3 separate regions of the Homo sapiens genome follow, and regions 2 and 3 are each linked to region 1. The links are chromatin contacts, found by Hi-C or POLR2A ChIA-PET in ENCODE. All regions are on one chromosome and are shown on one strand. The core of a region is the stretch at or near the end of the contact, and the rest is flanking DNA. Distances in the headings are between cores, read along the strand shown.

Region 1 (3,860 bases), core at 640-3,139:
AAGACTTTCCTAATGCTGTCCCCTCCCCTAGAATGCACCCCTCCTTAGCTCTGCCATCCTTCAAGGCCCTGCTTGAAGTGTCACATGCACTGGGAAGTTTTAAAGGAACATTTAGACAAAATATACCTCTCCCTTCACACAACTCCTTTAGTGTGGGGCACATACCACTTGCATAGCATTTACAGCCCTGTAAGTTCTATTTGTTTTTTAAAATCTCCTACTATATTGCGAGCATCTTCTAGGCAATAGTCGAGTTTACCACATCTCTGAATTCCTCCACTATGCCTAACACATTGCAGTCACTCAATTAATAGTTTAAAATACATATTTTTAAAATAGAATAGGAAGAAACATTAATAACATAGGGTATACCTTCTCTTGTAACAAAGGAGAAAAAATAAGTTCAGATCGATTTTAGATTACCTAATTGCAGCCAGTCATGATTGGCCTAAGCTAGAACAATCTTTTCCTGGCCCCTGAGTTAAGGAATCTTTGTTCAGTGATAGGGAAAATGGTATTTGTTTCATTTCTCCAAGAACATAGGTGTGATTACAAATGAATGAGCATCTGGTTCATTGGAGTCCCAGATAAATCTGTGAGACAACACTGTGAGCAATTTGTTGCCAATCTTAAAGCTCAGATCAACCCTTTGAGTCTGGCTTAGCTCAGGCAGAAATTGTAGTCTGCAAAAGAAACTGAGAAGAAGAGGGCAAGGAGAGTGTGGCATCCCAAGACATAAAGACTCAAATCAATGAGAGCAAGCAACTCTGTCAAATTTCACCAGAAGTGAGGACTAAATATTGACTACCGAATTTTGCAAGGTAGGAATCACTGGTAAACCTAACAAGAGCCACTTCATAGTATTGGTTGGGACCAAATCCTGGTTAAAGTGGGAAAAACAAACAAAAGAACAAAAGGTAAGAAAATGGAGATAATGGATGTAAAGATTTTTTTTCCCCAGAAATTTTGTTATAAAGAGAAGAAAACAAATGGGGTGGTTGCCGATTGGTGTCAAGGAGGATTTTTTAAAAAATGAAATCATGAAATGATTTTATGGCAATCACTGCAGCATGTTTATGAACTGATAGGGAAGATCCAATAGAGAAGAAAAAACTGAAGATGCAAAAAAGAGCAGTTAGAGCCAAGTTCTCAAATAGGCAAGAAAAGATGGGCTCGAAAGAACGACATGATTCATGTAACAGTTACTAGGACTCATCAGTGCTCATTAAATGTTATCTATTATTATTTCTGATCGCTTCAATTTTTGAATAGGCATCAGGGTTACAAAATATTATTATTAAAAACACATGCAAACAGCTTGGACTCTAAGACTGCATTCAATTCTAGTTCTACCACTTGGACAAGGCACTTTTTTTCTTCGGGCTTTTTCTCTGTAGAAAACGAGGAGTAATATCTGCCTCATAAGGCTGCGGGCTTAACTGAGATAATCTGTAAACTTTAACACATGGTGGGAACTTAAATATTAACGCCAGTATTACCACTGGTAGGGTGCATGAGATCGCACGATGGTGCCAAAGGTGTCTCTCCACCGCCCAGCCCAGCGACACTGTTCCCCTAGAAGGCATTGTCGTAAAAACAAAAAAAAAAAAAAAACGAACAAACAAAACACCAAAACACGGAAACTAAAAGCAAATACTTAAAAGACATGCAGGAAACCAGCCCAAGGAAAAATTTATGTGGAGCCACGTCTGCGCCTGCGCCTGCGCCAAGCCCACGGCGCGCCACTTGCACATGCGCAGTAGCTGTAGGAGGGGGTGGGCGCTCCATTGGGCGTTTCTCTTGGTTTTTCCTTTCCGCGCGGCTTGGGCGGACGTCTCGTGAGACGTGGGACTTCTCGCGGGAACTGCATTCAAATATCCCAGGCGCTTACTCGAGAGCTAGCTGAGCGAATGGGCCGGCGACTGTGGAGTTAGCGTCCTCAATGTGGACGCCCTGAGCTCCCATTAGGAGCCGCTGGCTGCGGCAGCAGGGGACTAGCGTGAGAGGTAGGGGCAAGGGGCCTGGTGGGAGGTGGGTGTGGAGAGCGGCAGTGGGGAGAGTCGAACAGGCCCTAAAGAAAGCTAGGGGCCGGGGTCTCGGCCGAGGCCTTTAGCTGAAACATCTCCTTCCCCGGAACCCTGGGGTCTTATACACTGGGTTCCGAGCCGGTCTTATCTTCCGCTGGACCACCTCGCCGCCCTCAGGGATTCTGGACAAATATGGAACGTTGGGTCGGTTGCCGGGTCCTCAAAATTATAACCGCCACTGGATCTGCGCTGTGCGGTACGGTAGCCTCTAGCCCGAACTAAGAAATGGTGCAGATGGGAGATACATATTGGGTTTCAGAGATAGCGCATAAGGAGTAATATCTCATTAATAATTTTTATAATGATTACATGTTGAAATGATGTTTTGAGTGTATTTGTTTAAATATGTAAATTAATTTTTCATCTTTGTTTACTTTTTAAATCATGATGGCTCCTAGAACATTTAAAATCACGTACATGACTCGCGTTATATTTCTGCTGGACAGCACTGCCCCAGCCGTGTGTCAGATTCTACCCTAATTGCTTTTCATTCGTTATCTCATTTAATCCTTTCAGTAACCGATTAGGTGGGTGTTATTGTGCTTGTTTTTATAGATGATTAAACCAGAAATTAAATAACTTGTCCAAGTTCATGCAGCCAGTGAGTAGTGGAGGCGGGGTAAGAACTCAGGCAGTTTGATTCCCAGAGTTTCCTGTGTCCCAAATGCTTTGTGTGTGCTATATTTTTGAGAAGCAGGACAGGAAAAATGGTTGCAGCACCATGGTTTCTAGGTAGATTCTAGTTCCCATCACACTTCGCGTCTTAACTTGCGGGTAACCCTAAGCAAGTTACTTAAAACTTTCTATGCCTCAGCTTGCATGTGTAAAATGAGGGAAATACCTTCAACCTCTTGAAGTTGTTGAGAAGATTGAATAAGAATGTGTATAAAGCGGCCGGGTGCGGTGGCTCACGCCTGTAATCCCAGCTACTCGGGAGGCTGAGGCAGGAGAATGGCGTGAACCCGGGAAGCGGAGCTTGCAGTGAGCCGAGATTGCGCCACTGCAGTCCGCAGTCTGGCCTGGGCGACAGAGCGAGACTCCGTCTCAAAAAAAAAAAAAAGAATGTGTATAAAGCACCAAGCACAATGTCTGTCACACATTAGTAGTTTTTAATCAACCACGGCTATCTCTCTTTGTAGATTGATAGGTTAACTCTTTCTCATCCATTAGACCTCTGCTGAAAAGTTACTTCCTCAGGAAAATTTTTTTGTCCATGTTCCCTTCTACGCGCTGCCCCCCAGATTAGGACAGCTCCCCCTTGTTACAGGCTCAGGTAGCATACATCTGTCTCTCTTGCACTTATCATACTTGTAACTTGATAGTTCAATTACTTGATTTAATGTCTTTTACTAATAGACTAGGATTCAAGAAGACAGGAATATTGTTTTAGGTTGCCATTGTGTTGTCAACACTAGCACAATGTCTCACACAATAAGAATTCCAGCAAATTTTTTGAATAAACTAAAGCAAATTTTTTTTGGCTTCTCTGGATATGCCTGGCTGGAATGTCTTGAGGTTAACCCTATTTTTATTTTGGTAGTTGAGATGACAGTATTTACTTAACTCAAGCTCATCAAGATAATTAGATGAGATAATATATTTGAAGCAGTTAGCATGGCAAATGGTAAATCCTCAACGAATGTAAGTTATTGTGAACAGTACAACATTTAGTTGGCTGGCCGTATCATGTACAGGCTTTGAAAAGGTCTTGCATTTTAGAGCAGTGACTGCCAAGCTGGGATTACCTAGAACACCTTTTTTTCTCTCTTAAAC
Region 2 (3,860 bases), core at 664-3,163, 4.3 Mb after region 1:
TAATTAAAAGAGAGCAATCTACAAGACATTAGAGAGAGGGCCAGTCAAGGAAACCATTCTGGCGGAAAAGACACCTGACGGAACCAGCTAAGTTTCCAGGCATGTCCAGTTGTAGGGAATAAACAGCAGGTAAGACCCAATCTCTATGCTCAAAGAATCCATAGTAGAGTTACAGAGACAAGACTCATGCTCATGGCACAATGAAAGAGAATAAAATCACCGATTGAAGGCCCTCAGGTGTTCTACACGGAAGTGATGGAGGATTGACAGACTGAGGCAGAAGTTGAGACCATTAGAGGAAGGCTATGGAAATGAAATGGAAGCCACCTTTGTTCATACTATTTTTCATTAATCTTGGTATCTTTTTTTTCCCTCTAGTTGTGCCAGTTACTTCTGGCTCTACCCTGATTTCTTTGTTCATTTTTCTTCCTGCTAAAGGAAAATACTCACTTATTTAACATATTTAAAGCTGTGCTGAGAGCAAAGCATTATCCTAAGCCCTGATGGTGGTCATAGCGTTGGGAATGTACAAAGATAAACAGGACATTAAAGCCCTTGAGTACCAAACATAATGAAAAGTCTGATATGTGAGCTCCAAACCAAATGGCAAAAGGAAGGAAATAATTAATTCAGACTTGGAAACAGGAGTGAGGGGTGGGGGGTGGGTGACGGGTGGAAGGGGTGGCAGTGGGTTGGGGGGCTGTCACTCAGGGAAGACTTCATTGTTGCTGGTTTGTTCATTCACGTTTTCAGGATTCATTCACTGATGTCTCCTATCTACAATGTCTGCTCCTGAAAGAGCCCACGGTCCAGCACAGGTCTGGAAGACATAAACCATCACAATATAGTGTGAGAAACAAGCACGAGAGGTACACAGGGCCGTGGACGCTTATAAGAGAGAATTCAGAAGATGCTGTTGGTGGCTTTTGAACTGATTCCTAGAAATAAATAGGAATTTACCAAAGGAGAAGAGTGGAAAGGACATGTAAAAAGGCATTGAGAGTGTGTTTGGAGGGGGAAGAGGCACTAAGATATACCACCCATTAGGTAGAAAGGCTTGAATACCAGACTAACAAGTTTGGCCTTTATCTTCGAAATAATGGGCAACCATAGAAGAAATCGGAGCATGTGAGGGTCAAGATAAAATTTTAGTTTTGGAATTTTCCCTCTGGTATTGCGTGTAAGGTGTACTAGATCGGGATGATACGGGGGCATAGCCACAGACGCCTCAGCTGCATCTCTGCACCTGGGAGACTGCACCAGATGCGAGCCTAGCAGAATGGGAGAGTGGGAGGTGCGGGTGAGCGAATGGAAGGTTAAGGGAGAGTCCCTCGTGAGGTCTACATTCTGGGCAAGGGCAAACGCAGTTCTAGGCACCGCACAGCTGCTGGCAAGACCCGCCTCCCCTTCCAGATCCCTCTGGGGCGGAGCTCGGGCCAGAGCACGTGATGCTTGGAGCACCACCTTTACTGTGGGCACCCTTCTCATTCATCCGCGGTTTCACGGGCCGCCACTTCGATCTCCAACACCTTGACCGTATGCCTTCGTGAGCGAGGAATCCGTTCTCCTTGACACGTCCCTATTGCTCCTCCTGCAAAGCCCAGTTAGGGAAGAGAAATATCAAAGGAGTCCCTTGCCCACACAAAAGATGGCGACCTGCTGCGCTCACTCTGGGTGGGGGAAGCGGGTTCCAGGCGCCGGGCCTCACTAGGCGAGGCGCAGACGGAAGAGGCGTCTCTGGAGGTAACTTTTCGACCTTCCTGGGAGTAGCTCTGAAGCGAGGGGGCGTGGCCTCGCCTGAGTTCTAACAGATGATTGGTCTTCCGGCAGGTAGGTGGGGAATGAGTGCTACCCCCACCCCTCCCTCTTCGAACCGGAAGTGTCTCTGGGTCTTTCCAGCTGGTTGTCATTTCACTCGGCTCGGTCCTGAGGAGAAGGACTCAGCCGCGGCTGCGGGACCCGGGCACCGGGAGGCGGTGGCGGCGGCGGCGGCGGCAGCAGCGGCGACAGCAGAGGAGGAAGAGGAGGAAGAAGGAAAGAAAAAGAAGAACCAGGAGGAGTCCTCAACAACGACAGCGGGGACTGCGGGACCAGGGTAAAGCGGCGACGGCGGCGACGGCCCAGCAACCGTGAGGAGAAACAAAAGCCTTCTAAATTATAGTTTAAAAAAAAATTCTGGGGGAAAAGAGAGAGAAAGCCGAGGGGGGAGGCCCTTCTCCTTTAAAATAACTACGGTAGTGGGTTTTTCCTTTTTTTCCTCTTTTTTCCCTCTCTGCGGAGAATCGAACTGAGGGAACTGAACAAACCGCCCCTGGGTCCCATGAGGGAAAAAAACCCCGGAGCCGCAGAGAGGGGAAGAGGCAGAAACCGCAGGACCTTCCAGGTCGCCCCCTCGGTCCCCGCACCCCCAGGCCGCCCGCTCACCCTCGTCGAGTCTCGCTAATCCCTCCTGATCGCGACCCCCGCAAGAGGGAGAAACGGGTGTTTCCAACCCCTTTCATGGGGGAGAGGAAGCCGCGGGGAGCCCAGGAACAGCGACCGCAGCAAGATCTGCACCCGGAGCCTCAGGAACAGCCCCAGAGGCCAAAACTGCACCCTGCGAAAGAGCAGAAAACAGGACCAGGAACAGCAGAAACCTCCCTGCAATCATCTTTCCATTAGTCAATGCTGATTTCCTCTCCCGAAACCAGGAATTCACTTCCCACCCCAGATAACCTAATATAATCTATATATATAAATATATAATATATAATGTTCTTAAATTATTCCTGATTTTTTTTTAACCAAGCTGCCAAGAAAAGAACGTATTCCCCTCTTAGTCCTATTCTAATTTTTATGTGAGTGAATCTAAACTGCTGAGGAAAACCATATGTGATTGTTAAATTATATATATCTATATTTTTACTCCGCGCAAGGCTTATTCTTCTACATCCATAGATGCTTGAGAAGCTCTGTTTTTGTCATTCATGTACATTTTCCTTTGGAAAAAGAAAGCGCCTATTTTACTAACCAAAGACTTGATTTTTACCCTCTTCATTTTTATTCCCTCCTAAAAATAAGCCCAATTGGATCCAAGTCAATGTTTTAAGAGATTTTTTTAAGAGTTGTTTTTTCTTTCAGAGACCAGAATTCCAAATCAGAACAATTTAAGGTGATAAGCTGCGATCTTTGAGCTAGCTATAAATAAGACATTTCAAGCAAGCAAGCAAACAACTTAAATTTGGGGTAGAGGAAAAAAAAGGCGTGAGACATCAGGTTGTCATTTTTTATTGTGAGATTCTGCTCCTAAAGATAATAAATGGGGGATTACGGGTTTGGAGTGCTAGTGCAAAGCAATACTGGGAATAAATCTGCTTTTCCAGTCAGATTCCATCCACATCTGCAGCCTCCACACCATCACCAAAATGCCACCCCCAGCCCTGCTGCTTTTATAAATAATAACACAGCTGCCAATGGCAGCAGTGCTGGGTCAGCTTGGCTTTTTCCTGCTCCAGCTACCCATAACATTCAGGATGAGATCTTGGGGTCAGAAAAAGCAAAAAGTCAGCAACAGGAACAGCAAGACCCCTTAGAAAAGCAGCAGCTTTCCCCAAGTCCAGGTCAGGAAGCTGGAATACTGCCTGAAACAGAGAAGGCAAAATCAGAAGAAAATCAAGGGGACAATTCTTCGGAAAATGGCAATGGGAAGGAGAAAATAAGGATCGAATCTCCAGTGTTGACAGGGTTTGATTATCAAGAAGCCACTGGGCTAGGTACTTCAACCCAACCCTTGACATCTAGCGCATCGTCTCTTACTGGTTTCAGTAACTGGTCAGCAGCGATAGCGCCTTCCTCCTCTACAATAATCAATGAAGATGCAA
Region 3 (3,860 bases), core at 914-3,413, 4.0 Mb after region 1:
TAAATTACAGTGCAAAGTAAATTACAGACATCTGTTCAATTTCCCCTAAATACTTCAGCAGTCTGGGGTGGGGCCCAAAATGTGCATTTCTAACAAGTTCTCAGGTGATGCTGATGTTAATCCAAGCACCACGCTTTGAGAACCACTGGGCTGAAGCAACAAAGGTCTCAGATAAGATATGCCTGAAAAAACACTATCTTCAAGAACTAAAACAACCTGGAATTCTCAGAAGGAACAGCTAAGGAGCTGTACATGGGAAGGTTCCAACCACTCTCCCTCACCAGCCGCTCAAGAGGGTAGTCCCCTCCCCCCTCAGGGGATACGTTCCAAGATCCCCAGTGGGTGCCTGAAACCTCAGGTAGTACTGAACCCTATATACACTACGCATGAATGTCTTTGAGGGCCATTATGAAGTAAAATAGGGGTTACCTGAACACAAGTACTTCCATACCGCAACAATTGGGTAAATGAAACCGCAGAAAGCAAAACCTTGGATGGGGCGGGCTACTGTAGTCGCTTTTGTTTTAAAATCACACACAAAACCTAACGGAATATAAGAAATATGAATGGAGAACTTGTCCTAGGAAAGGTGAAAGCTCTGTCAATACAGATCTGGGATGTATATGTATTAAATTACTTTGTTTCAAGGACAGACTTCTAGTTGGGCTTTTCATCTTGGAGAAGGAACAGTGTATACCACTTTCTCTCTCTACATCCGTATTTACCACCTGGTTTATTTACATGTCAGTTTTCTAACCTAGACTATAAGTTTTGAGGATGGGGTAGTGACTTATTCCTGTAATCGCACAGCTTGGCAACTAGAGGCCAATAAACGTTCAACGAATAAACAGACTACGTTTTTCCCTATCTTAAGGTCTAATTCTAAGCTCACAATCTTGCTGTGAGGTAAGCAAAATGTTTCCATGACAGGCTCTGGTAGGAGAAATCACTACCCTGCAGGAGTCCAGTGACAGGGTCTCCTAACCTACAACCACAGTCGTGGCTAGACAAGTTTTGAAAAGGAAGAAAATGAACATTCCAGCAACTACTGTATGTCTGATACTTAACACCCATTATTTCATTGAATCCAAACCACCCTGACGAGTAGGTAAAGTGAAATAGCGTTTTACTGGTGGGACTGACCAATGGCATTAGGATCTCAACTAGGCACCAAATCTCCTTTTATCAATGATGAAGTGCAAAATAAGGGTGCTGTTTCTACAATTTATCTTAATTCAACGCCGTACTAGTCTGCAAAACAATGAGCTAGAGAAAAGGAATAAACAGCTATAAAATGGTGATGACTGTGTGTTCAAATCATTGTGTTTAATGCCAGCTTCTCAGTGGTGAGTACGGAACAGGTGGAAATTCTAAAGCACGCTTGCTTATCTACTTGGTTTCGAAGTTTGTTATTAAGGGCCTCAGAGGAGTTCCATCTTGGGAATGATACGGTCTAGGCTCTAAAACCCACATTGAAACCCCAAGTTCGGAGAAGGGACTGGGTAAAATCACAACTAGTAGTAAATGTATCAGGCAGGAACCCACGTGTGCATCGCTCAGAAAGCTCTCCGTACTGCCCCAAGCGGTGTAAGACCTCACCGCTGAGATTTCTAAGCTATCTTTTGTTTTGCTCTCGGCTTTCGAAAATCAAAGCTGCCACCCGGCGGCCTCACGTGCAGCCCCGCTCCCCAACGCCCAGGCGGCCGCAGCTACCTTGGTGTCCACGTCGGCCAGGCAGTCCCGGCGGAAGCTGTCAAAAAGGCCCCGGCTCTTGAGCTGCTCCACGATGAGAGCGATGAGCTGCGGGTCGCCGGGAGGCAGCGAGGCCGGGTTGATGGGGCCACCGCCCCCGCTGGCCCCAGTAGCGCCAGTCGCTGCCCCGGCAGAGGCCTGGCTAGTTCCGCCGCCGCCCACCGCGCCAGTTCCCCCGCCGCCGCCGCCGTCCGCCATGGCTGCGCCCCGGGCCCACAAGGGAGAACGACTATAGCTTCTTCTCCAGGACAGAAGGCCTAGAACGTGTAGAGGTGGTGAAGGGGGCGGTGAAGGAGGAGGGCCCCAAGGCGGCAGCGGCGGAGGTGGCGATGGCGGCAGGGGCGGTGGTGGGGGCGGCGGCGGCGAAGGCCCCCTCTGATACAGCAGAGGTTGTGGTGGACGCGGCAGAAACGGCCTGCTCGATTCCAGGCGCACCCCAGATGGCGTCAACGTTGACCTTTGCATTGTGGGGCGGGAAGTTTTCTGTGGCCATCTCCGGCGTTCTTTATAGGCAGCGGCCTAGCCGAGAGAAACTACAACTCCCGGCAGGGTTCGTGCTTGCTCGTCGCGATTTCGCGGGGTAATATGGGAACTGTAGGCGCAGGCCTCGTGATCGCTGCAACCCGCCAGGCCTTCCCCGCCAGGCCTTCCCCGCCCACTCTCTGCTCACTTCCCATTCAATCAACACGTCCCAGCAGTGCCCGATTATAACAGTCATCTGTGGAGCTGATTAAAAGTATAGATTACCAGAATTATTTCTTAAAGATTTTTATCCAGTATTTACGGGTCGAGACCTAGCAATCTGTGCTTCAGCATGCACTCCCACGTCCTTCTTGAACAACATGTTCCGGGAAATTCCGGAAACAGTGGAACAGTCAAACTTCTATTGTTCAGAAATTTGTGAGTTTCCCTCCTTTTGGTTTTAATAGCAATGCATACTCATTTTAGAAAATTGGAAAATAACGGAAAAGTGTGAAGAAGAAAATAAAAGTTTTCCTTAAGTCTGTCTTATATGTGTGTGGATTTCCTCCCAAATATTAAATATTGTCAATCATAAGCCAATATTGAATAATTGAAAAGTGTCAGGCGTGATGCTATGCACTTTCCACGCACTTCTTCACGATAATTTAAAAAAGCAGATACATACTACTATTATTGCTATTTACAGACGTAGAAATGGAGGCAGAAGAAAGTTTGTTAACCTAATCACATACCTAGAGGTAGAAAAGTAGGATTTGAACCCAGGTTTTGAGGATCTAAATCTTGCATTTTAGCCTGAGGTATCCTGAGAGCTAGTTGGTATCCCACAATAGGTAAGGCTTTATATCCTGATTTTTTTAAGTAGCCACAATTCACCATTGGAATCCTATAGCTGCCACCATTATCCTCTCTTCCCTTCATCTTTTGCCTATTGTTAGCTCAGCTCCCCCTCCCAACCTCAGCAATTATGTCTGCTATTGTTGTTTCCTCATCTTACACAAGCAGCAGAGGGGATGTAAATAGCAAATTCTGCAATATCCTTGGCTCCTGCGAAGATGCAGAATTGGCAAAGATCCAGGATGTTCTCCACACCAATATTTAGTACTCAAGACAGTTTAATTTTTTTTTCTTTTTTTTTTTTGAGACAGAGTCTCACTCTATCGCCCAGGCTGGAGTGCAGTGGTGCAATCTTGGCTCACTGCAGCCTCCACCTCCTGGGTTCAAGCAATTCTCCTGCCTCAGCCTCCCGAGTAGCTGGGATTACAGGCGCATGCCACCATACCTGGCTAATTTTAGTATTTTTAGTAGAGATGGGGGTTTCACCATGTTGGCCAGGCTGGTCTTGAATTCCTGACCTCAAGTGATCTACCCGCCTCAGCCTCCCAAAGTGCTGGGATTACAGGTGTGAGCCACCACACCTGTCCAAGAGAGTTTAAATTAACCCTCAAAAGAAACATTCAGGTGTTGGATTATACTCATCCTCTAACACCAGCTCAATCATTCACAATGGGTCAGTTAATGACAAACATTCTCTCTTAATAGCTCACCATCCTTGAGATTACCTAATGTCTGTTCCTACTGGTTGACTCTACACTGATCACTCACCTTTAACCCCAGGAGAAGCCCAG

Evidence for each region. Hi-C counts contacts between places; a loop is a spot of excess contacts on that map. ChIA-PET counts read pairs that join two places held with the same protein, here RNA polymerase II (POLR2A). Pooled maps may share reads with other maps.
Region 2: a map of CD8-positive, alpha-beta T cell shows a loop between it and region 1 (15-fold over the local background). The contact joins the promoter of CPEB4 here to the promoter of SPDL1 in region 1. A Hi-C loop is called at or near these places in 2 of 168 maps with a recorded cell type or tissue (both CD8-positive, alpha-beta T cell) and 6 of 50 pooled maps. POLR2A ChIA-PET finds 5 or more read pairs at or near these places in 1 of 52 experiments (GM12878).
Region 3: a loop to region 1 is called in a map of B cell, with 27 times the contacts of the local background. The contact joins the promoter of BOD1 here to the promoter of SPDL1 in region 1. A Hi-C loop is called at or near these places in 5 of 168 maps with a recorded cell type or tissue (B cell, CD4-positive, alpha-beta memory T cell, CD8-positive, alpha-beta T cell and 1 more) and 7 of 50 pooled maps.

Annotation. Positions count from the first base shown.
Region 1 is chr5:169,581,884-169,585,743 of GRCh38, forward strand. SPDL1 (spindle apparatus coiled-coil protein 1) reads left to right here and starts at 1,890. Exons shown (of 12, transcript NM_017785.5): 1 at 1,890-2,006. LOC105377714 (a long non-coding RNA gene) reads right to left here and starts at 1,778. Exons shown (of 3, transcript XR_941200.3): 1 at 1,500-1,778. RefSeq lists an enhancer at 1,517-2,517.
Region 2 is chr5:173,886,436-173,890,295 of GRCh38, forward strand. CPEB4 (cytoplasmic polyadenylation element binding protein 4) reads left to right here and starts at 1,914. Exons shown (of 10, transcript NM_030627.4): 1 at 1,914-3,860. The coding sequence starts at 3,299. RefSeq lists enhancers at 1,421-1,660, 3,685-3,860.
Region 3 is chr5:173,614,487-173,618,346 of GRCh38, forward strand. It overlaps BOD1 (biorientation of chromosomes in cell division 1), which reads right to left and starts at 2,164. Exons shown (of 4, transcript NM_138369.3): 1 at 1,714-2,164. The coding sequence starts at 1,950. RefSeq lists silencers at 1,971-2,020, 2,031-2,100 and enhancers at 2,081-2,340, 2,361-2,440.